2 separate regions of the Homo sapiens genome follow, and region 2 is linked to region 1. A link is an interaction called in ENCODE POLR2A ChIA-PET data of the cell type or tissue named here. Cell type or tissue: PC-3. All regions are shown on one strand.

Evidence for each region. Peaks named below come from ENCODE experiments on the same cell type or tissue, not always from the same donor. Only the 100,000 strongest peaks of a DNase experiment are listed, where the experiment ranks them.
Region 2: POLR2A ChIA-PET joins it to region 1 with 15 read pairs; 6 of 35 experiments call an interaction of 5 or more read pairs at or near these places.

What each region holds. Positions count from the first base shown.
Region 1 is chr2:3,393,650-3,396,149 of GRCh38, reverse strand. All of the region lies in intron 2 of TRAPPC12 (trafficking protein particle complex subunit 12), which reads right to left. Among named protein-coding and RNA genes, the nearest start is that of TRAPPC12, 15 kb to the right of the region's middle. In PC-3, no CTCF peak of the experiment used is centred here; no DNase peak of the experiment used is centred here.
Region 2 is chr2:3,522,980-3,525,479 of GRCh38, reverse strand. It overlaps LOC124907725 (a long non-coding RNA gene), which reads right to left. Exons shown (of 2, transcript XR_007086195.1): 2 at 1,386-2,500. Among named protein-coding and RNA genes, the nearest start is that of ADI1, 4.7 kb to the right of the region's middle. In PC-3, no CTCF peak of the experiment used is centred here; a DNase peak (open chromatin) is centred at 1,539; H3K4me3 peaks cover 615 bases; H3K27ac peaks cover 1,051 bases.

The sequences.
Region 1 (2,500 bases):
CTCATGCCTGTAATCCCAGCACTTTGGGAGGCCAAGGTGGGCAGATCACTTGAGGTCATGAGTTCAAGACCAGCCTGGCCAATGTGGTGAAGCCCTGTCTCTACTAAAAATACAAGAACTAGCCAGGCGTGGTGGCTCACTCCTGTCATTCCAGCACTTTGGGAAGCTGAGGTGAGCAGATCACTTGATGTCAGGAGATTGAGACCAGCCTGACCAACATGGCAAAACCACGTGTCTACTAAAATTACAAAAATTAGCTGGGTGTCGTGGCACATGCCTATAATCCCAGCTACTCAGGAGGCTGAGGCAGGGGAATTGCTTGAGCCTGGGAGGTGGAGGTTGGAGTGAGCTGAGATTGTGCCACTGCACTCCAGCCTGAGTGACAGAGTGAGACTGTGTCTCAAGAAAAAAAAAAAAAAATTAGCTGGGCGTGGTGGTGCGTGCCTGTAGTCCCAGCTACTCTGGAGGGTGAGGCATGAGAATCACTTAAACCTGGGAGGCGGAGGTTGCAGTGAGCTGTGATTGTGAAACTGTACTCCAGCCTGGGCGACAGAGCAAGATTCTGTCTCAAAAAAAAAAAAAAAAAAAAGTAATAATTTTGAAACTAATAAAAGCTGCGAGAATCTGTAGCTAGTATACCTGCACCCCAAAATTAAAATTTCTGCCCTTCAAAAGACACCTAAGAAATTGCAAAAACAAGACATAGAATAGTAAAAAAAAAAAAAATTGCAACACATCTATTGTGTATGATAGCTCATTTCCAACCAGGATATTTACAGAATTCTTAAAACACAGTAACAATAAGACAAACATCCGAAGTTTGAAAGATGGAGAAAACGTTTGAAGAGATGCTCTATAAAGATATACAAACCGTCTACATATCAAAGGATTAATACATGAGATCCTTTGTATCAAGTAGTCTATATAACCTCAGTCATCAGAGAAATGCAAAAATCGAAAAAAGTTGACTATACCATGGATACAAAATAATTGGAACTCTCATACGCTGCTGACGGAAACATGAAATACTGTGCCCACTTTGGAAACTGTTCTATTTCTTATAGAGCTAAATGCACATTTATCGTAAGCCCCAGAAAGTATACTATTAAGTTTTTACCCAAGAGAAACGAAAATATATCCACAAAAAAGACTGTACTCAAATATGCTTTCCCAACATTATTTTGCTAAATTACTAATAACAGGATAGAGTGTGAGTGTGTGTGTGAGAGACAGAATATACAACATTATCTCTTTATAATAAGTTCCACCTAGAGAGCCCTTTGTGGTTTATTCTAAAAACTCCCCTACGATTTATAACATAATTTACTAGAAAATGGGTTTCGAACCTACTTACAAGCTGGATAATTCTTACATACGCAGCAGTGGGAATTCAGTTATCAGCAAAGGCTCAAGGCTGGCAGTAATTATGGATTCCAGATTCAAGACTTTTGGTGCTGGAAGGACTCACTGGAGGAGACTCTCAGCCATCCACCAATCTCTGATCTCCCCCCCCTTTTTTTTTTTAACCTCAGACAAAGTGCTGCTCTGTTGCGCAGGCTGGAATGCAATGGTGCAATCTCAGCTCACTGCAACCTCTGCTTCCTGGGTTCACGTGATTCTCCTGCCTCAGCCTCGCAAGTAGCTGGGACTACAGGCGTGCACCACCACGTCCGGCTGTTTTTTGTATTTTTAGTAGAGATGGGGTTTCACCGTGTTAGCCAGGGTGGTCTCGATCTCCTGACCTCATGATCCACCCACCTCGGACTCCCAAAGTGCTGGGATTACAGGTGTGAGCCACCATGCCCGGCCCTCCCCTTCTTCTAGTAACAGAACTTTGGTTTTGCCTGAGCACATGGTCGCCTACCTAAAGACTATTTTCAGCCTTCCTTGCATCTTGGTGTGGCCAAGTGACTAAACCCTAGGTAGTGGGATGTGAGTGGACACACTGTCTTCCAGATGACGTATCATAAAAGGAATACTGCAGAGCTCTCCAGCCTCTCCCTCTTCCAGATGGCTGGAAGACAGCAATGGGAAAAAGCTTCCTGGACTTGGTTGAGGAAGGTAGAGTCAATCCACAGTGCTGGCCCACATATCTCCAAAGTGTTCTACCACCTGGAAATAAACATGTATCCTATTCCAGCCACCATACCTTTGGCTTTCTTTGTTAATGCAGCTGAACCTACAGCGTAACTGACAGACTTACCAAAACCTTTCATTTTACAGAGAAGAAAATAGAGCCACAGATGTTCAATGAATTCCCTTAGGTTACACAGGTTATTGGCAAACCAACAATTTGAAACCAATTCTTCTAATTCAAGGCTCTTCCTAAGCTCACATACTGATCAGGGATATGTCTACGTATCAGGCAACTTCTGGGACCCTGGAGAAGACTGAGCTACTCACTCTTTATGGAACACTAAAGTTAAGCCATTTGATTTCCAGTTCTTTTTTTTTTTTTTTAAATGTGGGTAAATAGAAAAGGCATATTTTTAAATTTTAG
Region 2 (2,500 bases), 130 kb before region 1:
TCAGTTTTGGCCCTCCCAGGAAGAGTGGTGTAGACTCAGCCTCCTCCACAGAATGGTGTCTGCCCTGGCAGCACTCAGACTGGGTTCAACAGGGAACAGCCAGGAGGGTATGAGACCTGAAGTCGTGGCATTGAGAGCAGCTTTGCTCGTCTCTTTCACTTGCAAGCTGTTGGAAACACTCACCAGTAGGACACCTTGGCAGCTTAGTATTTGTCATGGACGTCTGGCCTGTCGGTCTGCCCTTCCACCGCCCCTCTCCCTGACCAGTCGTGGGGCTGAGGGGCTGCCAGGCAGAGCACCTCCCAGACTGGGCACCCGGCCAGGCCCAGGGTAGTGGAGTCTGCACCTCGGGCTCCCAGAGAGATCTAAAGGGCTTGCAGTCTGGAATCTCCCATGAGACTGGATATCCCATCATTACATAACAGAGCTCTTTTGCCTTGAATTGCAAGCAAGTGCAGTCTTAGAGCTACTGGCGGCTGTTTTCTGACCCATGCAGAGAGCTCTTTTTAGTAGCTGAGTATTCAGACAAGGCACAGAGAAAAGAGGGTTGAGATAGGGAGGAGAGAGAGAAAGAGAGAAGGAGAGACAGAGGGAGGAAGAGAGACAGGAGGGAGAAAAGGGGGCAGAAAGAGGGAGAGAAGAGAAGAAAAGCTAAGTGAAGAGAGAGACACACACATATGGAGAAGATAGAGACAAAGAGACATAGACAGAGCTGTTAACATACTTTCAGCCCTGAATCCTGCCATGCCCAAGGTGCGTTCTGCTCTAACCCTTCTCATTTATGTGATCCAACATATCTTTGTTCCCGTTTGTTTGCTTAGGTAACTTGGACTTTTCTTTTTTTGAGATGGAGTCTCACTCTGTCGCCCAGGCTGGAGTGCAGTGGCGCAATCTTGGCTCACTGCAACCTTCACCTCCCGGGTTCAAGTGACTCTCCTGCCTCAGCCTCTTGAATAGCTGGGATTACAGGTGTGCACCACCATACCCAGGGTTTCACCATGTTGGTCAGGCTGGTCTCGAACTCCTGACCTTGCGATCTGCCCGCCTCGGCCTCCCAAAGTGCTGGGATTACAGGCATGAGCCACCGCGCCTGGCCAACTTGTTGGATTTCTGTCACCTGCAACCTAAAGTACCCTGAACAAAAAAGATGAGAGCTGTGGTTCTTACAGTATGGAGATGTTTGAAGTCAAAACTATTTGTCTCACAATGCCAGGATGACATGTACCTTCTTCTCTGTGTTGAGCACTGCCCTCATGGTGCAAAGTCAGTGATGGGCTCAGCTCTCCGTGCCCAAGAGAGCCACGACATGGTACACACTGTACCAGCAGTCATTGTGTTTTTCACACACCTGCACTGGAACAACAGAAACAAAAACAAACCCCCGCTTCTCTTAAGAATGTCTTTAATGAAGCTGTAAAAATGACTGGTTTTATTAAATTTTGACCTTTGAGTAGACATCTTTCTAACATTCTCTGTGACAAATTGGGAAGTACACAGGAAGCATTTCTGCTGAATAGCTGAGTATGACTCAGGGAAATATTTTGGTTTTCCCAAGCTCAAAGTTCCTCCCCTGTAATGCAACCCACTGAAGATGCAGGTATCATCCCTTTTCAAGTTCCCTTGGTGGGGACTGGCGTTCAGCAACCTGTGCAAAACTGCAGACACTGTGGCCCCTGCTACCGCTGTTGCTCCTGAGTAATAGGCTGTGTTTTATCTCTGAGCCGATAATCTCTTGACTTCTGTTAACACCCATGAATCTGGGACAGGCTAATTTCTTAGCTTGCAGAGTGTAAACATCTCCGACTCTTGGCAGTTCTTTCCACAGGCCAGAAGTAAAGTACACTTGATCATCAGATAAAAATTAACTATTATTAATAGTGCATGGCAGGCATTGGCAAACTCCAGGCTATGAGCCAGATTCAGTCTGCTGCCTGTTTTTGTATGTTCCATGAACTAAGAATGGTTTTTATGCTGTAATGTGGTTGTTGTATAAATACCTACATACTATCCTCAATTTTGACTCGATCTACAAAACCTAAACGATTTACTATCTGGCCTTTTCCAGAGAAAACTTGCTGCCCGTCTATAGAGCCTTATCTGCGTTCCACATTCCAGCAGTTTGGATCTTCCTGTTCTTCTGTGGCTCTACTGTATCCCTATATGGTTTGTTAACGCGCCCCTGGGTTGGGAGCATATCACAAAGCCCAGACGGATAACAGTCTGCGCAGGTCTGCGGCGATGGCGACCATCTGTCTTTCAAAACATCTAAACAGATTCTTCCCAAGTGTCTTACATCGGGGTGATAAATTCTGGTCATGAAACATATTTTTGGGCTGCTGCTGGCTATTCTTCTGGAAGAGACAGTTCAAGTTCCAAAGATTCCTCTTCAAAGGAGGAATCCCATGGGCCGGCAATGTCCGTATGAAGTAATGAGTGCTGTTCTCATCTGATTCTGCCCGCTTGAACTCCTGCCAGCAGCAAGTGCTGGGCTGCCTTGGCA